Linked DNA regions of Homo sapiens: region 2 is linked to region 1. The links are chromatin loops, found by intact Hi-C in ENCODE. Cell type or tissue: PC-3. All regions are shown on one strand. Each heading gives the region's core, and the rest is flanking DNA. Links, peaks and the distances in the headings are about the cores only.

Region 1 (12,262 bases), core at 1,682-9,681:
CAAGAACCTCCACACATCCATCGTGAAAACATTCAGTTAGCACCTGGCCCTCAAAAGTGCTCCATAAACAATTTGAGATCCAGGGCTGCCATGTAAGGTTGTGCAGGTTGCTCACTGCACAAAGGCATTCCCCACACATCACACCTGAGTAGATGAATGGGATCCCCCATTCCATTCTCCAATCCACATGCCCTGGCTCAGGGCTGTGTCTGACCAGGGGAGGGATGGACACCTTTGCCAACCCAGGCCTGCAAGTCTGAACTCACCCAGAGGGGGGCACCGTTTTCTAATCAGAGTGAAGACCAGCAGTGTGGACTAGTGGGGGGTCTCAACTGTATGTGGCTGCTCTCACCTGAGTTCTCATAATGGCCTTGATGGCTGCTTCAAACTCCTCTGAGTTGTTGTAGTCGACTGTCCACACGTGGGGCTTGCCGATGAAGTTCTCCGCGTAGGGATGCTGGGAGAACACCTGGCAAGGGTACAGAGATTGCAGATGCCCCCCGTGCCTGCCAGTGGGACAGGGACAAAGAAAGGTACCCCATACACTTGTCCTATCTCCTTTTGCCCCACATCTCAGTCTGCCTCTTCCAGGACCTGCAGGGGTCTCTGTCCCGGCCCCTCCTGATCGGGGACCAGGATGCTTTCCACTCACCTCTCTGGAGGTGGGCTTGCCTCGGAAGAACTCGTGGTTGAGGGAGCTGTGGGGCGGGCTGAAGCGGGACTGCAGGAAGATGCAACCATTGGCGATGGCCTCCAGGGGGGCGGGGCCCTCGTAGGGGAAGCCAAACCCGATGAAGAGCTGCAGAGTCAAGGGGCGCAGTGATCAGGGAGGGCTGGGCCGCCACAGCCCAGTAAGCACCAGGATGCCGGGGACAAGGTGAGGCTTCGGGATATTCACAGGAGGCAGCTGGGCCTGGAGCGATTATTTTTGCTCAGCCTGTTATGTGAGCTATAACAGGGCTGGAAAAGCCAGCCCAGAACATCTTGTGCCACGGGCAAGCACTTCCCCTCTCTGGGCCTCAGTTTCCCCATTTGTGAAATAAGGGGGTCTAATTAGGTATTATCAATGGTCTCTTCTTGCTCTATCAGGCTATGATTTATGATTGTGGAGGGAGGAAGAAAAGAACAAGGGTTTCAGGCCAAGAAAGCTGCAGGCCCGCACCTGCAAGAGACCTCCAGGAACCTCACTCACTCATCCCAAAAACATTTATTCAGCATCTAACTTGTGTGAGGCTATTTACAACAGCAAAGACATGGAACCAACGGAGGTGCCCATTAACGGTGGCTTGGATAAAGAAAGTATGGTACATAGACACCATAAGATACTACGCAGACATAAAAAAAAACAAAATCATGTCCTTTTCAGCAATATGGATACAGCAGGAGGCCAATATCCTAAGTGAATTAAAGCTGGAACAGAAACCAAATACCGCATATTCTCACTTATAAGTGGGAGCTGAACATTGGGTACTTATGGGCATAAAGATGGCAACAACAGACACCTGGGGACTCCCAGAGTGGGGAGGAGGAAGGGGGTAAAGACGGAAGAATTAACTACTGGGTACTATCCTCACTACCTGGGTGACAAGATCCTTCATATCACAAACCTCAGCATTATGCAATATACCCAGGTACCAAGCCTGCATATGTACCCCTTAAACCTAAAATAAAAGTTGAAAAAAAATTTTGAGACGGAGTCTTGCTCTGTCACCAGGCTGGAGTGCGGTGGCACCATCTCATCTCACTGCAACCTCTGCCTCCCGGGTTCAAGCAATTCCCCTGTCTCACCCTCCTGAGTAGCCAGGACTACAGGCGCCCGCCACCACACCCAGCTGATTTTTTGTTTGTTTGTTTGTTTGTATTTTAGTAGAGACAGGGTTTCACCATGTTGGCCAGGATGGTCTCGATATCCTAACCTCGTGATCCGCCCACCTCGGCCTCCCAAAGTGTTGGGATTACAGGTGTGAGCCACCGCACCTGGCCAAAATTATTATTTTTTAAGTAACTTGTGCTAGGAGTGCACAGGGCTGGCCTCAAAGGCACTTAATAAATGATTCTGAATCCAGGGCTGTTCTGTGAGGTTGTTCAGGTTATTCACTGCATGCAAGCATCTCCACTGCCCCCAACACACACACACACACACACACACACACACACACACACACACACACCCCCAAGATGCCTTGGGAAACAAGCTATGGTGAGATCAAGAGAGGGCCTGGGGCCAGGTGCAGTGGCTCACATCTGTAATCCCAGCACTTTGAGAGGCCGAGGTGGTAGGATCGCTTAAGCCCAGGAGATTGACACCAGCCTGGGCAATGTAGGAAGACACCATCTCTACAAAAAATTTAAAAATTAGCCAGGTGTGGTGGTGTATGCCAATAGTCCCAGCTACTCGGGAGGTGGAGGTGAGGGGACTGTGTGAGCCTAGGAATATAAGGTTGCAGTGGGCCCTGATTGCACCACTGCACTCCAGCGTGGGTGACAGAGCAAGACCCTGTCTCATAAAAAAGAGGGTGAGGGGGTGCCTAGAAGCTGGCTGGAGACTCTCCAGCCTCAGCTGATACTCCAGGGTCCAGTCAGGGTTTTGCCCACTGTGTCAACTGCTGCTCCAGCAGTACAGCTCAGGGACCCCTGAAGCAGTCACTCAGGACTAGTGGCTCAATGGCACTCTAGCCAGGACCCTTCTCTCCACCCACCCAACCACCCCCCAGCTCAGTGTCTCCAAAAGCTAGGCCTGACCCAGGAGTCCATTTGGCTGGACTGGTACTGCAAGGGGGAGGATGGGCAGTCCAACTCTACTTCCCCATCACTGAGCCACGGCTCTGCTGCTCTGCTGGCCCTGCCCAGGTCCCTTTCTCTATAGGACCTCTCCTGCCTGGTGGGCACCCACATCTCTGCCCCTGGGCTCTGGCCAGATGTGGGGCTCAGGGCAGCAGAGCATGCTGGGGTATGTCCATATGTGGAAGGGGCCTGAGTGGTGGTGGCAGGCATGGGTGGTGACCTCAGTGTCTGCAGCCGGCAAGTGTGAGAATGGTGCGGGGGATGGGAGCTCACTTTGGCCTTGCGCAGCAGCTGCTGAAACTCAGGCTGCGGTAAGAGGCCGTGGTTCTTCACAAAGGCTGGCACCTCGGGGGGCCGCTGGCTCTCGTAGTACACGGTGCCATGGATCTCCATGTATTTGTTCAGGATGCCCAGGAACTTCTCCTTCCCCTGGAAAAAGAAGAGGAGGAGATGGGAACCACATGCAAACCACAGAAGGCAAAGTCCATGGAGGAGATCCCTTTGGTCTGGAAGTCAGAAGATGTGGACCCAGTCTCAGGTTGGCCATTAACTGGCTGTGGGACACTGGGAAAGGCCCCGCCCCTCTCTGGCCCTGAAAACCTATGAATGGCAGAGATTGGACTAGAGCAGAGGCTTCAGGATTACTTTTAGCCATGAAACTGTTTTCTTTCCAAAGGAACCCTATGGGGACCAACATTTAAATGGATTCACGTGGTGCCACTTGGCATCTGCTGAACCCCTAATGACCTCTAAGCTCCTCTGAGGAGCTGTGGAGCTCTCTGTAGTCCATTCATCCATCTCTCTCTCTCACCCATCCCATCCATCCTATCCATCCATCTACCCACCATCCATCCATGCACCCACCATCCATCCATGCACCCACCATCCATGCATCCATCCATCCATCCATTTGTCCACCTGCCCATAACTCTATGCGTCCACCCACCCATCCATCCATTCACCCATCCATCCCTCTCAAACATCCACCCATCCACTCATCCACCCACCCATTCATCCATCCATCCCTCTCACACATCCCTCCACTCACCCATCCACCCATCGACTCATCCATCTATCCATCCATCCTCTCATTCATCCATCTTATCTGCCCATCCCTTCTTTCACTGAAGGAGGGGGACCTCTGATGGAAGCTCCATATTTGGAATTAGAACTCAGAGGAATTCCACCCTAGAGAAAAGGATGAAACAGAGCTAGACCAGTCCTTGCAGGGGCTGAATCCATTTTGTCTTAATCACCATATTGATCAAGGTGATCCGAGATTGCTAGGGCCCCCAGCTATAAGCCAAGAGTAAAAGTAAATTCTCTCTGGAGTAAAATAGAGTCATCCTTGATCTTAAATTATCTCTACAATTTTTCATATTCATTTTCCAGAACTCAAAAAAAAAAAAAAACATTGAAATCCCAATCAAACTCCCAGTACTTTTTTGTAGAAATTGATAAGCTGATTCTAAAACTCATTTGGAAATGCAAAGAACCTAGAATAGACAAAACAACTTTGAAAAAGAACACAGTTAGCAGGCTTATATTACCGATGTCAAGACTTCTTATAAAGCTACAGTAATCCAGATAGTGTGGTATTGGCATCAAGATAGACAAACAGATCAATGGAACAGAATACAGACTCCAGAAATAGACCCACACACAGTGTGGTCAACTGATTTTCGACAAAGGTGCAAAACATTTCAGTGGAGGAAGGATGGTTTCATCAGTAAATGGTCATGAAACATGATATCTACACGCAAAAACGTAAAAGAACTTTTTACTTATTATATGTAAAAGTTCATGCAAAATGGATCACAGACTTAAATGCAAAACCTAAAACTATAAAACTTATACAAAAAAACAGGAAAGAAATCTTTGTAACCTTGGGTTAGACAAAGATTTCTTAAATACAACACCAAAAGCACAATCCCTAAAAGAAAACACTGGACTTCATTAAAATTAAGAACTTTTCTCTTTGAAAGACATTGTTTTGTTTGTTTGTTTTTGGGACAGAGTCTCCCTCTGTCGCCCAGGCTGGAGTGCAGTGGTGCGATCTCGACTCACTGCAACCTCCGCCTCCCAGGTTCAAACAATTCTCCTGCCTCAGCCTCCTGAGTAGCTGGGACTACGGGCGCACGCCACCACACGTGGCTAATCTTTTGTATTTTTAGTAGAGATGGGATTTCACCTTGTTAGTCAAGCTGATCTCAATCTCCTGACCTCGGGATCCACCCCGCCATGGCCTCCCAAAGTTCTGAGATTACAGGCGTGAGCCACCGTTCCCGGCTGAAAGACACTGTTAAGAGAAAGACAAGGCCAGGCGCAGTGGCTCATGCCTGTAACCCAGCACTTTGAGAGGCTGAGGCGGGAGGATCGCTTGAGCCCAGGAGTTTGCGACCCGAATGGGCAACATAATGAGACCCCGTCTCTCTGTCTCTATCTACATATATATATATATAATGTATATAATATATAGTATATATAATTATATAATATATAATATATATAATGTATATATAATTATATAATATATAATATATATAATGTATATAATATATATAGTATATATAATGTATATAATATATAGTATATATAATTATATAATATATATAATATATATATGTTTAAAAAGAGAGAGACAAGCCACAGACTAGAAGAAAATATTTATAAAGCATATATTTGATACGAGACTTGGATCCAGGATATATAAAGAACTCTAACAACTCCATAGTAAGAAAATAAACAACCTAATATTTTCAATGGGCAAAAGTTTTTAAAAAGACACATCACCAAAAAAAAAAAAAAAAAGATATATGGAAGACAAATAAACACACAAAAATATCTTCATCATTAGTCATTAGGAAAATGCTAGTTTAAACCACAAGAAGACACCATTCCATGCCTGTTAGAACGGCTGAAATTTACAAGACTGACCATCCCAAGCATTGATGAATTTGTTCAAGAATTGAAAGCCTCGTAATAACTTTTAAAAAAAGTTAAACACACTTCTACAGTATTAACCAGCCATTATATTCTTGGGCATTTACCCAGGAGAAATGAAAGCATATGTTTCTACAAAAAATTGTACACGAACCAAAAAGGCTAGTCAAGACTCCCTGAGTTGGCTTCACAATTTATCCATGGGTTGCCACCTACGGATTGAAAAGTTCCACCCAAGCTCACCCAGATGACTGTCTGAGGGCCTGGAATGTTTCCTCCAGGGATGAGGGTGGGTTTGCCCCGGGCCTGAACCAGCTGCCTTTGCCTCCTTCCTGCTTCATTCCCTTGATCCTTCACCCCTCGCTTCCTGGGACTACACTCTACTAAAATAGCACCTAAGCCTTAGCCTCAGGCTCCACTTTCTGGGGAATGCAGAATAAGACAGACCCGCTTAGCACAAAGTTCACCCAACGCCTTGCCCTGGGTCCCCAGCTCCTGCTCCCTGGAAGGATGATAAATGACCTGACCTTCCATCTCCCCTCCTTCCTCCTCTGCTTCTCGGCCACCTGATCCCCTGTACTCTGGAAGGCATCTCTCCCAAGATGCTGCTTTCATTTTTCTCTCCATCCAGCCACCTCTGACTTCCTTTGGTTACAAACACCAGGGCAAAGATGTCTTTTTTTGGAAGCAGTTTCTTTGAGGTCTCTAGCTGAACAGGATTGCCTCGGGCTATCACAGAAGTTCCAGCGCTAGAGATAAAACGTTTCTCTTTCCAGACTTCATAACCTCTCATTCTCTTGGGCCAGTTTCTTAACAGCATTTTCTGATAAAAGTAGACCCTGTGTGTTCCACGACCCTCCGACTCTGCCCTCTTCTCCAGCACCCAGTGCCCACAGCTTCCCGGGCTTCCCTGCAGCTGTGGCAATCGGCATGGGGAGCCTCATCTCCCAGCTCCCCGCTCCACACCCCACAGTGACCTCTGACATCTCAGCAGAGGTCTTGGACCTTGATTCCTGCTTTCAAGCCTTCTCTCTGCCATTCTCCAAGGCTTCATAATGCTGAACAGGCTGTGGGGTCAGGGCCAAGCACCCCTGGCTCTGGACTTAGATTGATGTAGGCTGGAACATCAGCTCGGCGCTTACTAGCTATGGGTCACCTTCTAACCCACTGTGCCCTGGTGTCCTCATTTATAGAGTGGGCAGGATCACATGCAGCACCTACCTCATTGTGTGAAGGTTAAATAAGAGATGCACGTGAGCCCTTAGCACAATGCCTGGCACATAGCAAGCTCTCAGTGAACAGTAGCGTCTTGGGTGGACACAACCCAGATGGTGAGATCCCCCTGAGTCCTCCTTCTCTCCTCCTTCCTCAGTCATAGAACCCAGAACAGGGCTGGGCACATTGAGCTGAGCTGCCTGGAAATAATGCCACCCAGCATCCCCTGGAAGTGGGCATGGCCCTGTGGCCAAGATGGAGCTGATGAGCAGTGTGGGAAACGTGGTGTCCCGCTCTGCTCCTTCCTTCTCCTTGTTGGCTGGGATGCAGATATAATGACTCTAATACCTGTAGCCATCTTGAACCATGAGGCAAGGCCAAGGTGGAAACTAAACACGATGGGTCAAGGTAAGAAGACCCCGGGGAACGCCACACCAGCCCTCCCGACCTCTGAAATTTGCAAGCAGGAAAGAAAATATACTTCCATCTTGTTTAAATCACGATTATTTTGGGGTTTCCCTGCGACAGCCAGATCTAATCCTAACCAGTACAGCTGGGAGAGTGATTAAATCCAATAATCATGTAACAGGCCTGATGTAGGATACAGGGGCTTCCCCTGATCAGTAGCTTCGTTATTAACCTTGACCTCATGCCACCTGCTTGATGTAATAACCCATCCAACGCTGGTCCCTCTCATGCCCAAGGGCTGCCCTGTGGCCATGCCAAGCAGGACCTTGACCTCCCAGGACTTGCCTCCCTGTGACAGAGGAACCAGGAAAGACGGCTCCTAGGACCCTGCTGTCCCCATCACCCTCTTCCCCACCTTGGTCCATCCACAGGAGCCACAAGCCCCAGAGAGCCTGAGTCAGGAGAACATCACAAGGAGAGACCCCTGGAGTGGCTGCTGGAGAGGGGAAGGGAGCAGAGGGTAGAGGGGGCAGGCGGCAAGCGGTTTCCATACCTGGAGCTGCCTCGTGGCCAGGGGGAGCACAAGGAACAGAGAGAGAGACAGCAGGTTAGTGATGATTCGCAGACAACACCCCATGCAGGCAGCTCCTCTCTGGGGCCCCCAACCCTGAAGATGGGGTTCTAATCTCTAAGCCTCTCCTGCTTCTCTCTGCCTCTAATCTCACAGAACTCCCAAGTCTAGCCTGACCACCCCCCCATCCACCGAAGACGCCCTTGCTGGGCTTACATTGTCTATTGATCTGTTTCTTGGAAGGGTGGAAGATTTAGTCACAGTCCTCAATTAAGGAATCATTTATTACGAGAGTCCGGGAGACAAGCTGTCAGCTCCTAGGCTGGGTGTCTTTAAATAGCAGTTAGGAACTTTTTGTCCTGAACTGGTTCATGGGAGACATTTCCAGCATGCAGGGCTGGGGCGGGAGGAGGGCACCGCATCCTGGAAGGAGGAGATGCGGGACCCAGGCGGGGGCCTGTGCCGAGCAGGCTGGTGCTTCCCGCGCGCAGGGGCCGCGCTCACCTTCCAGATGCTCGCCTCCTTGCCGTACACCACGGCCATGTTGCTGGCCTTGCCGCCTTTGATGAGCCGCTTCTCCGTCTCGTTGAGCTCCTCGGACACGAAGCCCATGAAGGAGTTGTCGGGGGTATGAGCTGCAGCCCGAGCACGCAGAAGGAATGGGGTCACCAAACAACCAAGGGCAGCCCCAGGCCTCCCTGGACTGCCCCGCCCAAGAGGTCCTCTTTTGGCAGGGGTGGGAAAGGGGGCGGGGCACAGGGTGCGGTGGGGAGGGTGTAATCAGTGCCCCGGCCTGTGACCCCCTTCCCGGAGACTGCTACAAAGATCAGAGCTGAAGGAAACCTAGGCCTGGCATGGTGACTCACGCCTATAATCCCAACACTCTGGGAGGCAGAGGCAGGAGGATCCCTTGAGCCCAGGAGTTTGAGACCACCCTGGGCAACATAGTGAGACCCTGTCTCTATTTAAAAATTTAAAAATCAGCCAGGCATGGTGGCACGCGCCTATAGTCCCAGACACTCGAGAGGCTGAGGTGGGAGAATCGCTTGAGCCCACTAGTTCAAGGCTGCAGTGAGCTGAGCTATGATCGCACTGCTGCACTCCAGCCCAGGCAACAGAGCAAGACCCTGTGTAAGAAGAAGAAAGAAGGAGAAGACAAAGAAGACGAAGACAAAGACGAAGAAGGGGGGGGGGAGGAGGAGGAGGAGGAGGAAAAAAGGAGGAGGAGAAAGAGGAGGAGGAGGAACAGGAGGAGGAGGAAGAAGAAAGAAGGAAGAAGCACCACCAGCAGTAGCAGCAGCAGCCTAAGAGGTCATCAAGTCCCCCTGTTTGAGGCTGAGGCCCCCGGGTGACCAGTAGGGACTCTGCCCTCCTCACAGTCCCTGGAGCCCCAAGCTTCTGACCCATCTTTTCGCCCTCCACCTGCGCCCATAGGCAGCATCTGTCATCCCAGGTAGAACTTTCTCCACCTTCTCCGTGACTGCACCCCGGCCTAGGCCATATCAGCTCTCAATGGGACCACCCTGACAGCCGCCTCCTCATTCCTGTGGCTCTCTTGGTAGAGTCTTTTCTCTGAAATGACAGTTTTGAATCTAGGCCATATCAGGTTCCTCCTCCGCACAAAACCCCATATGCCAAAGTCCGCCCGACAATCACCAGGCTCTGCCTCCATTTCTCTCCCACCGCACCTTTGACCATCCAGCCCACCCAGAGCCCTGCTGGACACAACCCCTCTCCATACAGAACTGTGCTCATGGGCCTGTGAGAGGTCTCTCCTGACCCCAGTCACTCATTGTCCCCTAACAGCTTTATTTTTCATCACAGCACTTACCGACCAGACATTAGACTATACATTTATTTGTTCATGTATCATTGTCAGGATAGGCCAGGTGTGGTGGCTCATGCCTGTCATCCCAGCACTTTGGTAGGCCAAGGCAGGTGGATCACCTGAAGTCAGGAGTTCAAGACCAGCCTGGCCAACGTGGCAAAACCCCATCTCTACTAAAAATACAAACATTAACCGGGTGTGGTGGCGCACACCTGTTATCCCAGCTACTCAGGAGACTGAGGCATGAGAATCACTTGAACTTGGGAGGCGGAGGTTTCAGTGAGCTGAGATCACGCCACTACACTCCAGCCTGGGCAACAGAGCAAGACTCCATCTCCAAAAACAATAATAATAATTGTTAAAATAAAAGCACCTTGTGGACAATGGTTCTGTTTTGTTCACTTCTGTGCCACCAGCACCTGAAACAGAGCCTGGGCTGGCTTTATGAATGCTGGACAAAGATGGATGAGACAGGGGAAAAGCCTCCCATTCCCACCTCCAAGCGTTGCCCCTGCTGCTGTCCCCTCGGCCTGCACTGCCCTCCTCCCTTGTCTCGGATGAGGAAATTCTACTCAGCCTTCGGGGCCCCTCTCACACGACACCTCCTCCTGGAAGCCTTCTCTTGGGTGGACTGTGCCTCCCTTTGTGGCCCCATCTGCGGCAGTTAGGTCTCTGTTACAGCAGGGATTGCCCCGGGATTTCCTCGCCATTTGACTTATTTGTCCATAAGGACACACACCCTCCTACACACCAAGGCCAGGGAACATGTTTGATCTCACGCTCCAATTCCATGGCCGTGTGTGGAGTGCAGTGACTGCTAAAGCTCTGTCCGCCACGGAGGGGTTAAGAGGAACATGAGACCTACGAATCTGCAGGCACACGAGCCCTGCCTTCTGCGCACTGGGATCCCGAATAAACCGTTTATTGAGTCCAAGGATATTTAATCTACCTTCCCGCACGGAAGGGGCTATGGTGAGTGAGGAGGCTGGGAGCAGCTGCCCAGCCTTGATTTCCCACAACAGCCTTGATTCTAAATACCCTATTTCTTCATTTCGAATGCACATCCCCCACATTTTAACGTTTCTCCAATTGGGATGCATGCTTTCATCAAATGTGTAAATCTACTGTAGTATTCCCACCCACCCCTCAAGGCCCACAAGACGTAATAATCAACATCTGGTACAGCTTAGAAGAGATGATGCTTTCCTGTGTAAGTGCCCCCAAAGCTCACAGATTCTTGGGCCTGAAAATTCAACTACAGAACCAAACGATCTCTCCTCTAGAGCTTTGGGAGGGTCAGGAGGAGCCCTGGAAGCCTGGAGTTCTTTCTGTGGGTGGTCAGGGTCAGGACAGCTCTCCCATCTCAGGAGGCTCTGTCCATGCCAGGCAAAGCAGCCCCTGCCCGACCCTGTTTACCTGTCCGGCACCATCTTCCCCTCCCCTCTGGCTTCTCCAAGACTGCCACCCAGCCCTCTCCCCTGTTCCCACCACTCTCTGAAGCTGAAGAATCTTTCACTAAACTGCCTTCATTCCACCAACTCCACCAGAAGAGGCAGATTTAGAACACAATTAGCTAAGCCAGTCAGAGAGGGACAGGGAAGTATTGCAACCAATTAAAATAACAGGGACCATTAAGCCAAGAGCTCCTGGGGGCAGAGCGAGGGTAAGGCCAGGAGAGGCAGCAGCCCCCCAGTTAGCTCCCTGGAGAAATCAGCCAGCTAGATGGGAACAGGCCTGCTCATGACTTCCTTCCTGGACTCTGTGCCATTAAAACTGGCCAGCCTCCCTCTTCCCTTTTGTCCCCACTTTCTTCGATTTATCCAATCAATTAATGTTCTCTGAGGACCTAGGTTGGCTCCAGAGAGATTGAGATAAACCAATTAGTGGCCCCTTTTTGAGTGGCTCATGATCTATCAGGGAAAAGAAATGTATAAGCAAATAACTAGCATACTTCAACATATGCTTTAACGGAGTTAAGTTTAAGAATTATAAAAATAGAGGTAAAGAGGCAATACATTCTGCCAGGAGTAGGAGATGAGGGGATCAGTGAAAGTGATGGTAAAAAGAGGAGACATTTCACTTGAGGTTTTGAAGGATGAGTAGGAGTTTGCCAGGTCTGGAAATCCACATCCAGCGGGCTCCACCCTGGGACAAGTCCTCATTTTCTCAGTGCAGGATATTGCAGAAGCCTCTTAACCCATCTCTGCTTCCCCCTCCTCCCTGCTTCATCATCTTTGGCCACCTGCAGTCCGACAGGATAATACACCTCAATAAAAATGTTGCCCTGGCTGGGCACAGTGGCTCACGCCTGGAATCCCAGCACTTTGGGAGACCGAGGCAGGTGGATCACCTGAGCTCAGGAGTTCAAGACCAGCCTGGGCAACAAGGTAAAACCCTCTCTCTACTAAAAATACAAAAATTAGCCAGGCTAAGTGACGTGTGCCTGTGGTCCCAGCTACTCCAAAAGCTAATGCACAAGAATCGCTTGAACCCGGGAGGTGGAGGTTGCAGGG
Region 2 (12,262 bases), core at 2,198-10,197, 67 kb before region 1:
CTCTACTTCCCATCCTGAGGATTTATCTTTCCTTCTTTTGAGTATTTGTTTTGAGTAGTTGTTTTTTTGTTGTTGTTCTTTCCTCTTTGTGTTTGAAGAAGGAGAAAAGCCCAGGTCCACTTGGTCTGCGTGGTGATTGGAAGCTCTTCTTCCCCTCCAGTCACCTGGGTTCACCTGGTTCTGTTTGTCTGTGTGGTTTTTTTGTTTTGTTTTGTTTTTGTTTTGAGATGGAGACTCACTCTCAGGCTGGAATGCAGTGGCACAATCTCAGCTCACTGCAACTTCTGCCTCCCAGGTTCAAGCAATTCTCCTGTCTCAGCCTTCTGAGTATCTGGGATTACAGGCACGCGCCACCACGCCCAGCTATTTTTTGTATTTTTAGTAAAGACGGGGTTTCACCATGTTGGCCAGGCTGGTCTCAAACTCCTGACCTCAAGTGATCCACCCACCTCAGCCTCCCAAAGTGCTGGGATTACAGGTGTGAGCCACCGTGCCTGGCCTGTTTGTTTGTGTTTTTTGAGACAGGATCTATCTCTGTTGCCCAGGCTAGAGTGCAGTGGCGCCATCTCAGCTCACTGCAGCTTTAATCTCCCAGGCTCAAGCGATCCTCTTGCCTCAGCCCCCTGAGTAGCTGGGACCACAGGCATGTGCCACCACACCCGGCTTAATTTCATTTTATTTGTTGTAGAGACAAAAGTCTTACTATGTTGCCCAGCCTGGTCTTGAACTCCTGGCCTCAAGCTATCTTCCCACCTGGGCCTCACATAAGTGCTGGGATTACAGCGTGAGCCACTGTGCCTGGTCTTACTTGGTGGAACAAAAACACAAACATCATTCGAAGAGCCCTTATAGAGAGGAGACCAGAGGGAAGGGCAAGGCCAGAAAGAGAGAGGGAGACTGAACAATGATGAAAGAATGGGGCTGCGGGGCCTCAGGGGCAGTTTCTACAGGGATGAATTTGGAGAGACCAGCTTTGGGATCAGAGAAGGGCTTACTTACATTAACAGCCCAGGGGATGGGAGAGTGTGTGATCTGAGAGGCAGCTTTGAAGAGTAGACGCTGTGTGCCTATCTCTAGTTACCTCTCTCTCTCTTTTTTTTTTTTTTTTTTTTTGAGATGGAGTCTCGCTCTGTCACCCAGGCTGGAGTGCAGTGGCACAATCTCAGCTTACTGCAACCTCCACCTCCTGGGTTCAAGGGATTCTCCTGCCTCAGTCTCCTAGGCAGCTGGGATTACAGGTGCACGCCACCATGCCCCACTGATTTTTGTATTTTTAGTACAGACGGGGTTTCACCGTGTTGGCCAGGCTGGTCTCGAACTCCTGACCTCAAGTGATCTGCCTGCCTTGGCCTCCCAAAGTGTTGGGATTACGGGCATGAGCCACCACGCACGGCTATCTCTTTTCAGCTGTCACATGACCTCATGGGAATCACAACTGTGGTTGCCATAGGTCAGCACCTGGGAGTCACCTGCCCCCGGCAGGGGTCCGGCCTGCAGGCCATGTGGGCCCCCACGGGCAGTGCACTGAGCCCCACAGCTCTAGATGTCAGGACAGAAAGAGGACGCTGGAGGGGGAGCTTCGCAGAGAGCCACTGGCAGTTGGGAGAAGCCATCAATCTCTGGTAAAATGGAAGCCTGCCTGCTTCCGGTCGCCAATCAACCAGAGGAGACAGAAGAGGCGGCTGTCACCAAGCTGCCACCGCTCCGGAATCACGGCTGAGTAATTGCTCGGTGCTTCAAGTCCTGGACTGGGGGCTCTCCAAGCAATATTTCATGTGTGAGATATTGAGCCCTCATCGAGAAGAAGAAATATGGTTGTTAAACAGGCAGCTAATGGTGCACCATCTATCTGATGGCAAGTCGGGGAGGCTCATTAAGCTGGCCAGCTCAGCCTCTGAAGGGGAATGCAAAATTAGCCAGAGGAGGGAATAAGTTAGGAAATCAAAGGGGAAGGGCCAGGCGCAGTGGCTCACGCCTGTAATCCCAGCACTTTGGGAGGCTGAGGCGGGCGGATCACTTGAGGTCAGGAATTCGAGACCAGCCTGGCCAACATGGTGAAACTCTGTCTCTACTAAAGGTACAAAAATTAGCCTGGAGTGGGAGCGTGTGCCTGTAATCCCAGCTACTGGGGAGGCTGAGGCAGGAGAATTGCTTGAATCTGGGAAGCGATTGCAGATCGCTGGTTGCAGTGAGCTCATACGCACCAATGTACTCCAGCTTGGACAACAGAGCAAGACTCCATCTCAAAAAAAATAAAAATAAAAAAATATATAAATAAGCAAACAAATAAATAAATAAAGGGGAAGGGGCAGAGAATGCTGATCGTACAAATTGGTGTGGTTCCAAAACACTGAAGGGAAGGAATTGCAAGTTTGCTTTCTTCCCTGCTCCTCAGAGGGAGTATTTTGACTCTGCAGCACGGACTTCTGAGAGGAATCTCCAGTAAGTGCATCTGAGACCCCTCCACAAATTTAGCAACTTCCATTGTTAAATTCTCGCCTTACAACCATCCCCGAACCCAGAAAGCTACTCTGCAAAAACCTGCACAATCAACCCAGCCTCTGGATAATCAGAAAATCAAGAACAACCTCACCTTCATCAGGGAAAAGCTAGGAAACTACCTGCCCTGGGAAATCTATATGTAAATTCAGATTTGCAGCCTTCCCTAGCACGGTGGCGTTTCTGATCTCCAGCCAGACGCCAAGCTAAGATGACACAGAGCCAGCAGCAGATTGCAGTTCAGAGCTGAGGGGTTTCTGTTGGGGTCGGGTGAGGGGAAGGGGTGTCCAGGCTGCTTCTGAAAGTCATAGAAAGTCAAATGGTCTCTACATTGTCCTAGGGAGCCCAAACCTACAGCTCATATTCTAGTTCTTAAAATTGTAATTTGCAGTTGAAAAAAAAATAAAAGGAGGCTGCTGGTGGGGGAAATCGATCATTTTGAAATATTATAAAGCAAACTTTCTCTTTTTTTATTTCACACAGGGTCATGCTCTGTCGCCCAGGCTGGAGTGCAGTGGTGCGATCACGGCTCACTGCAGCCTCAACCTCCCTGGCTCAAGTGATGCTCCCACCTCAGCCTTCCGAGTAGCTGGGACCACAGGTGCACACCACCACACCCAGCTAATATTTTTTACTTTTTTGTAGAGATGGGGCCTCACCATGTTTCCCAGGCTGGTCTCAAATTCCTGGGCTCAAGGGATCCTCCCACCTCGGCCTCCCAAAGTGCTGGGATTATCAGGCAAGAGCCACCACGCCCAGCCAAAGCAACCTTTTTTTTTTTTTTTTGAGACAGAGTCTCGCCCTGTCCCCCAGGCTGGAGTGCACTGGCGCGATCTCGGCTCACTGCAAGCTCCACCTCCTGGGTTCACGCCATTCTCCTGCCTCAGCCTCCTGAGTAGCTGGAACAACAGGCGCCCGCCACCACACCTGGCTAATTTTTTGTATTTTTAGTAGAGACGGGGTTTCACCGTGTTAGCCAGGATGGTCTCGATCTCCTGACCTCGTGATCCTCCTGCCTGGGCCTCCCAAAGTGCTGGGATTACAGGCGAGAGCCACTGCATCCAGCCCTTTTTTTTTTTTTTTTTTTGAGACAGCGTCATGCTCTGTCGCCCAGGCTGGAGTGCAGTGGCACAATCATGGCTCACTGCAACCTCCGCCTCCCGGGTCAAGCAAATCTCCTGCCTCAGCCTACCAAGTAGCTGGGATTACAGGCATGCACCACCATGCCAGGCTAATTTTTGTATTATTAGTAGAGATGGGGTTTCACCATGTTGGCCAGGCTGGTCTCGAACTCCTGACCTCAGGTGATCTGCCCGCCTCAGCCTCCCAAAGTGCTGGGATTACAGGCGTGGGCCACCACAGTTGGCCTTATGGTACTTTAAGGTAGCCTGTCAAACTGAAATAACCAAAAGGATCAAAATCCAGTTTAAAAGAGTTGATTTAAGCGAAAAGCTGAGAATAGCCGTTCAGGTACACAGACTCCACAGGAATAGGGTCAGTGCTCTGAAGTTAAAAGTTAAGGTCTTAGCTGGGCACAGTGGCTCACGACTGTAATCCCAGCACTTTGGGAGGCCCTGGCAGATGGATCCTTTGAGCCCAGGAGTTTGAGACCAGCCTGGGCAAGATGATGGGATCCCCATCTCTAAAAAAAAGTTAAAAAATTAGCCGGGTGTGGTGGTGCACACCTGTGGTCCCAGCTAGTAGGGAGGCTGAGGTGAGAGATCACTTAAGGCCAGGCAGTCAAGGCTGCAGTGAGCTGTGATTGTGCCACTGCACTCCAGCCTGGGCAACAGAGCAAGACTCTGTCTCAAAAAAAAAAAAAAAAGTTAAAGTCTTGCTTGTATAGTCAGAAAACAAAGAAATTTAGTAGGAATATAGCACTTTGTATAGTCTAGTTTATGAGTTACGATTTATTTTTATTTTATTTATTTATTTATTTATTTATTTATTTTTGAGATGGAGTTTCGCTCTTGTTGCCCAAGCTGGAGTGCAATGGTACGATCTCAACTCACTGCAACCTCCACCTCCTGGGTTCAAGTAATTCTCCTGCCTCAGCCTCCTGAGTAGCTGGGACTACAGGCGCCCACCACCACACCCGGCTAATTCTTTGTATTTTTAGTAGAGACGGGGTTTCACCATGTTAGCCAGGACGGTCTTGAACTCCTGACCTCGTGATCCGCCCACCTCGGCCTCCCAAAGTGCTGGGATTACAGGTGTGAGCCACCGCACCTGGCTTAGTTACAACAATTTAATCAGTCACAATGTATTTTCTGTACAACTTGTTTTTATTTCCTTTCCAATTTAAGAGTCTATTTAATGTTCTTAGACAATGTGATAGTCATGAAGTCTTTGCATAAGAAAGGAAAGGGGGAAGTTAATCTATGATGAAGACCAACAGTGAAGAGGGAAGGGGTCTTCCCTGCCACACTTTAGTCACAACATTTTCAAAACAATGTAGGTGAGGAAAAATGCTCATCTATAATCAGAGAAACAAAGGTTATAGCTGCCTGTTTATGTGACTCATGTCCTATAATCACAATCCCTTAGGGCTCAAAATATTTTAAAATTTCAACAGCTTAGATTTTTTTTTTCCTCGCTCTGTCACCCAGGCTGGAGTACAGTGGTGCAATCTCAACTCACTGCAGCCTCTGTCTCCTGGGTTCAAGCAATTCTTCTGCCTCAGCCTCCCTAGTAGCTGGGATTACAGGTGCCCGCCACCACACCCAGCTAATTTTTGCATTTTTAATAGAGACAGGGTTTCACCTCTTACTTGTTGACTCCATACGTGGGTGGCAAGAGAGAGTGAGCTGGTGCCATATGTTGCTATTGCAATTTCAGTGAAAATGTATTACTATTGGCTGGGCTCAGTGGCTCACACCAGTAACCTCAGCACTTCGGGAGGCTGAGGCAGGCGGATCACTTGAGGCCAGGAGTTTGAGACCAGCTTGGCCAACATGGCGAAACCCTGTCTCTACTAAAAATATAAAAATCAGCTGGGCGTGTTGGCGGGCGCCTGTAAGCCCAGCTACTAGGGAGGCTGAGGCGGGAGAATTGCTTGAACCTGGGAGACAGAGGCTGCGGTGAGTTGAGATTGTACCACTGTACTCCAGCCTAGGCAACAAAGAGCAAAACTCCATCTCAAAAACAAAAAATTAGCTGGGCGTGGTGGCACGCACCTGTAGTCCCAGCTACTTGGGAGGTTGAGGCATGGGAATTGCTTGAACCGAGGAAGCAGAGGTTGCAGTGAGCCGAGATTGCACCTCTGCACTCCGGCCTGGGTGTCAGAGTGAGACCCGGTCTCAAAAAAGAAAGAAAGAGGAGCGGGGAGGGGAGAGAGGGGAGGGTTAAAATTAAGTAAAACTAAAAATTCAGTTGCTTAGTTGCACTAGCCACATTTTAAGTGCTCGGCGGTCACGTGCAGCTAGTGGCTACATATTAGACACACACACACACACACACACACACAAAGAGAGAGACAGCCAAGTGAAAGGCCTTTCATAAAGTAGACTCGAAGTCACACAGCATCATTTCAACCTCATTCGGTTCGTCAGACAGTCACCAGCCCAACCAGGTTGAAGGGGAGGGGAAATAGACACCAGCTCCTGAAGGAAAAGCATGCAGACATGGAAATATTGCTGGGGCCATTTTTGGAAACCAGCCACCCCTCCTCTGTGCATCTCCCGACCCTACACCCCACTCTCTTGCACCCATATTCCTGGCCTGGGATGAATCCTCAGCTGAACACGTTACAGGGGCCAGCACTTGGCAGCTTGCCTGGAAAGGGCCTGCCGTCAGTGGGGTGCTGGGCACCAGGGCTGAGGACCGTTGTATTGTATGATTCACTCACTAGGTTTACTGTCTATTTTCTCCCACTAGGATGTCGGCTTCTCAAAAGAGATTATTAATCTCTTTGGTCACTGCTCTGTCTCCAGGGCCTCGAATAGGGCGAGATACATCGTAAGCATTTGATAAATATTTGCCGAATGAATGAATGAACCCAAGTCAGGCGTCCCCCACCTGGGAGGTCTCCGGGAGAGTGATGGCATGGTGACTCATTACGTTCCCGTCTTTGTTCTTCCGCAGCCAACCAGGCCAGGGCACAGTTTGGGATAGGATAAAGCCTAAGCTCCTTGTGTAACTGAACTATGGACCCTGGGGGTGGCGAGAATGCTGCTGCGGGTGGAGGGTCAGCCTGGGTGCAATTCTGGAAGCAAAGGACATACAGTGTGGGTGGTCTCCTTAGTAATGGGATCTGCTCCCCAGGAAGCACCGAGGCCAGGGCTGCCCCAGGGTTCTGTGCCAGCCTCAGGGAACAGCCTGAGGCCAAACCCAGTGTGCCGATGAGGGTGGGGGGCACTGCTCCTTCTAATAATGTCAGGCAGGGATCCATCTGAGCAATACTTCACACCCCTTCTGCCATCACTGATCTAGCCCATCTCTGATAACTGATACTGGGTTTTGGAGGGGGTGGGGTGTGGACGGCGGTCACCCCCAAAAGACCTATAAAGATCCTCATCACTGCATCGTAAGGGAGGCAATATGGAGGAAACCCCGCCCCGCAGGTCCAGAGCCCTGTTCCCCTCTCCTTCTCCCGGGGTTCGGTCTACACTTGTAGGACATGCTCCTTGGGATCGCTGTGGCCCATGGATAGAGGGTTAGGTTTCTTGTTGGGGAGGGTTCTTGTGTTTTTTTGTTTTGCTTTGTTTTGTTTGAGACAGGATCTCGCTGCATTGGCCAGCCTGGAATGCAGTGGCAGGACCATGGCTCACTGCAGCCTCTACCTCCCAGGCTCAAAATATCCTCCCGCTTCAGCCTCCCAAGTAGCCAGGACCACAGGTGCATGCCACCATGCCTGGCCAAATCTTATATTTTCTGTAGAGATGGGGGTCTCAGGGTTTTGCTATGTTGCCCAGGCTGGTCTCAAACTCCTGGACTCAAGGGATCTTCCCATCTCTGCCTCCCAAAGCGCTGGGATTACAGGCATGAGCCACCATGCCTGCCCTTGTTTTATCTTGTTTTGTTTTGTTGGGTATATTTTTTCCTTTCCAACATTTATTTTAGGGTCAGGAGGTACATGTGCAGTTTACTTCCATGAGTAAATTGCATGTCTCTGGGGTACGGATAGGTCGTTTGTCTGTCTTTCTTTCTTTCTTTTCTTTCTTTTCTTTCTTTTCTTTCTTTTCTTTCTTTCTTTCTTTCTTTCTTTCTTTCTTTCTTTCTTTCTTTCTTTCTTTCTGATGGAATCTCACTCTATTCCCCCAGCTGGAGTGCAATGGCACGATCTCAGCTCACTACAGTCTCCACCTCCCTGGTTCAAGTGATTCTCCTGCCTCAGCCTCCCGAGTAGCTGGGACTACAGGTGCATGCCACCATGCCCGGCTAATTTTTGTATTTTTAGTAGAGACGGGGTTTCACTATGTTGGCCAGGCTGGTCTCGAACTCCTGACCTCGTGATCCACCTGCCTCGGCCTCCCAAGTGCTGGGATTACAGGCATGAGCCACTGTGCCCAGCCGATAGGTCATTTTTCAATCCTCGCCGTCTTCCCACCCGCCACCCTCAAATAGACCCTGGTGTCTGTTGGTCTCTTCTTTGTGTCCAGGTGTACTCAATGTTTAGCTCCCACTTATAAGTGAGAACATGGTTTTCTGTTCCTGCATTCGTTCACTTAGGATTCAGTGCTTTTTTTTTTTTTTTTTTTTGAGACGGAGTCTCACTCTGTCTCCCAGGCTGGAGTGCAGTGGTGAGATCTCAGCTCACTGCAAGCTCTGCCTCCCGGGTTCACGCCATTCTCCTGCCTCAGCCTCCCGAGTAGCTGCGACTACAGGTGCCTGCCACAACGCCCGCCATCGCACCCAGCTAACTTTTTGTATTTTTAGTAGACACGGGGTTTCACCGTGTTAGCCAGGATGGTCTCGATCTCCTGACCTTGTGATCCGCCCACCTCGGCTTCCCAAAGTGCTGGGATTACAGGTGTGAGCCACCTCGCCCAGCTGGATTAAGTGCTTTTTAACTTTATTATTTATTTATTTATTTATTTACTTACTTATTATTATTATTATTTTGAGACAGATCTCACTCTGTCACCCAGGTTGGGAGTGCAGTGGCCCAATCTTGGCTCACTGCAATCTTTGCCTCCCAGGTTCAAGCAATTCTCCTGCCTCAGCCTCCCAAGTAGCTGGGATTACAGGTGCCCTCCACCATACCCAGCTAATTTTTTTTGTATTTTTACTAGAGACGGGGTTTCACCATGTTGGCCAGGCTGGTTTCGAACTCCTGACCTCAAGTGATCCTCCCACCTCGGCCTCCCAAAGTGCTAGGATTGTAGGTGTGAGCCACTGCACCTGGCCTAGATTAAGTATTTTTAAATTTGCAGATTATATAACAGATTATATAACTGCCTGGCCTTGGGCAGGTCACGAAACCTCAGTGTCCATCTACCTCCCCATCTGTGAAGCAGAGATCATGACAGCATCTGTGGTGAATTCTGGAAACTCTATGGTCAGAGGGTACAGGTTCCACAAGGCAGCCCCCACTTCAGACCCCAGCCACAACAATGAGGGTCCCAGGACCACCCTCACTTTAGACCAGCTTGCTATGAATTTGGGGGCCCGCACAACCACCGTCTCATTTGATAATTTTCTAGAATGACCTACAGAACTCAGGAGAGTGCTATACTTAACAATTATAGTTACCGCAAAAGGTTACAAATTAATGGCCTGGCGCAATAGCTCACACCTGTAATCCCAGCACTTTGGGAGGCTGAGGCAGCCGGATCACAAGGTCAGGAGTTCAAGACCAGTCTGGCCAACATGGTGAAACCCCACCTCTCCTAAAAATACAAAAATTAGCCAGGCACGGTGGCGCACGCCTATAATCCCAGCTATTGAGGAGGCTGAGGCAGGAGAATTGCTTGAACCCAGGAGGTGGAGGTTGCAATGAGCCGAGATCAAACTACTGCACTCCAGCCCAGGTGATAGAGCAAGACTCTGTCTCAGAATATATAAATAAATAAATAAATAAATAAATAAGTTACAAATTAGGACCAGCCATGGGACAAGATGCACAGGCCAAAGTCTGATGGGATCTAAACGCGGAGCCTCTGGCCATCTTCTCCCCAGGGAACCCTGGGCGGTCTTCCCACCTCCTGGCCCTAATGCCTGACAACATTCAAGAGTGCTTCCTGCCAGGGAAGCTCACCTGAGGCTTTGGGGTCCAGAGCTTTTCCTGGGGCTCCATCACACGCTAACCATGTGACTCACCTATCCTCTTCAGTCCCTCTGGAGGTCGGCACTGATACGGGATGTCCTGAGGCCCCCATCATAAACCGCATTGCTGGACCCTCCAGGGGCCAAAGCCCTTGGGCAACAAAGACACTCCTGTCAGGAGGGACATGGTGTGGCCTAGAGATCACCCTCCTCCGCGGTAACCAGGTCAGAGGCCAGGCATTCTTTGGGTCAGTTACCTCTCCTGCACGCAGTGTCTAGCTCCTAGGGCTGTGAGGGTTCTGCGAGCTAATCCCTCAAAGTGTTTGTTGCAGTGAATGCTTGATACATGTGAGTTGCCATCATATCACAGCACTGTATTTAGAAAGGGCACTGTCTCAGGCTGTTAGAGCAGGGCTGAGTTTTGGCTGGAGAGATGATGCTATAGATACCAGGGACCCTGCCCTGTCAGGTGCAGGATTTACAGCAGGATGAAGGAGAACCGCCCCGGTCTCTTGAGCCCCCTCACCCTCTCCCAGAACCCTAGAAGGGAGAGTTTCCAAGAGCACAGCGTTCCCAGCCAGTGGACCCTCAGAAAATAGAAGTTGACCGAGAGTCTAAGATGGGCTTGAGCAAGGCAGTTTATCAGGGCTTTCAGCTGGAGCAGCAAGGGGGACAGTACAGGAAGAGACCTGCAGCTGGCTCCCCAAAGCTGGTCGGACTGTTGATTTATTTTCCTTCCGGCCTCCTCCAGATGACATCATTGCATGTTTAGGGTGGTCTGTCCATCATGACTGCACAGTCTCTGTCACGCTTCTTCACGCGACGCATGTCTCATTAGCATCTCAACTTTCCATCCGGGGTATGATGTTTACCATTAAAATGAAGCAAAGGTACAGTTAGGGCGGGCTAGGACCTTGCTGGGGATGTGCATTTGGGGATTGTGGAGAGTCCCTACTGTTAACAGCCACGACATTTGTGGTTTAAGCACTCTGTGTGTTTTAGATTTACTTGGCCTATTTTTGTGAAAGGAAGCGTTTGTGGTTACAGGGCTGCATGGCTGAGTATGGCTGCAGTCAGCATGGTGTGTAAGGAAAACAGGGACCCTTCCCCCGTCCCTGTTCTGCTTTCCCCAGCTGTCTCAAAAAGGGCACTTACAGCGGGGCGCCAAGCGAGGGGAACAGGCAGCTAAGGCTGAAGACCCAAACTCCCGACGGCTCACAAGCAGGGGTTTTGTTTGTTTGTTTGTTTGTTTTGAGACCGAGTTTTGCTCTTGTCGCCCAGGCTGGAGTGCAGTGGAATGATCTCGGCTCACTGCAACCTCCGCCTCCTGGGTTCGAGCGATTCTCCTGCCTCAGCCTCCCGAGTAGCTGGGGTTACAGGCACCTGCCACCACGCCTGGCTAATTTTGTATTTTTTAGTAGAGACGGGGTTTCACCATGTTGGCCAGGTGGGTCTTGAACCCCTGACCTCAAGTGATCTGCCCACCTTAGCCTCCCAAAGTGCCAGGATTACAGGCGTGAGCACAGGCAAGGGTTTTTAAAGGCAGGGATGCATTTCAGGAAAGCGAGGGGTGCATTGCAGGTAAAGTTGTAAACCCATACATGGAGGCTGTACCTCAGTGTGGCCATGGGCATGATTCTCCAGGCCTCTCAGGATGAAATTCTGAACAAAGAACGGCAGTCAGAGTGCCGCCCTCGGTTCCCCACATCTGAGGTCTATAGGATAGAGGCTGGCAGTGGGGGTTTCTGAAAAACAACTCGAGAACATATGTGAAGATGTTATCTTTAGTTTCTGTAGGAACCAAAACACCTTGTTCCTCTGGCTTGCTTGGGAGGCTCCTGTTGCTCTCATCTTGTTTGTTGCTATCTTCCTGCTTATCCGGCTGCTCATTTATTCTCCAAGGCTAGCTAGTGCCTGGAATTTCTCCTGAAGGAACTCAAGACTTTTCCTTTATTTCCATGCTGTGGTTGGGGGGTGGGTGCGGGCAGGCCCCTAGGCGGGTCCCCGCTCTGTCTCTGCATCAGGAGAACTCATGGGACCCCCTGCAGAGAGCCTTGAAATGTGTCTCCTGCAGCAGAGAAATGCAAAGCATGGACACCTGGCCCAGCCTGGAAATGCGTGAGTGAGGGGGCCAGGGGTCTGCCTCCCCCAGAAACATCTCCATGGTGAGGAAATGGCTGTGGCCATTCGGGTGGTGGAGCGGGAGCCCTACAGGCCCAGGTTTGTGTGTCAGGGCAAGGAGATGGGAGTGTTCCTTGCAGACCAGAGAGAGAATCACAAGGGGCTACCCAAGGACCCTACCAGTGGGGCCGTCTGGAAGGGGATGGGGCAGTGCCCAGAAGGATGCTCGGGGGGGCTTCTGCTGGACGTCACATGGGACTACTCAGGATTTGAGGAGCATCCCCCAGGGTCACAGGGACCCAGAGCCCAGCAGGGAACCTTCCAGGAGCCCTTGGAAGCCAAGAGGGGAAGCTGTCCAGGCGAGTGAGGACCACCCTAGCAGGTTCCCACCTCCTTCCCCCCAACCCCCTCTCTCTGCCAGGGCTGGGGCAGATCA

Evidence for each region. A loop is a pair of places that touch in the nucleus more often than their neighbours do. Peaks named below come from ENCODE experiments on the same cell type or tissue, not always from the same donor. Only the 100,000 strongest peaks of a DNase experiment are listed, where the experiment ranks them.
Region 2: a loop joins it to region 1, with 11 times the contacts of the local background. A loop is called at or near these places in 2 of 110 quality-filtered maps.

The regions. Positions count from the first base shown.
Region 1 is chr17:76,928,939-76,941,200 of GRCh38, reverse strand. MGAT5B (alpha-1,6-mannosylglycoprotein 6-beta-N-acetylglucosaminyltransferase B) reads right to left here. Exons shown (of 18, transcript NM_001199172.2): 11 at 8,426-8,556; 12 at 7,904-7,909; 13 at 3,058-3,213; 14 at 653-799; 15 at 353-469. Among named protein-coding and RNA genes, the nearest start is that of MGAT5B, 67 kb to the right of the region's middle. RefSeq lists enhancers at 111-669, 2,977-3,519. In PC-3, for the core only: no CTCF peak of the experiment used is centred there; a DNase peak (open chromatin) is centred at 5,680.
Region 2 is chr17:76,996,672-77,008,933 of GRCh38, reverse strand. No RefSeq gene overlaps it. Among named protein-coding and RNA genes, the nearest start is that of SNHG20, 86 kb to the left of the region's middle. RefSeq lists enhancers at 1,431-1,610, 10,448-10,527, 10,483-11,023. In PC-3, for the core only: no CTCF peak of the experiment used is centred there; DNase peaks (open chromatin) are centred at 6,093 and 6,493; H3K27ac peaks cover 1,241 bases.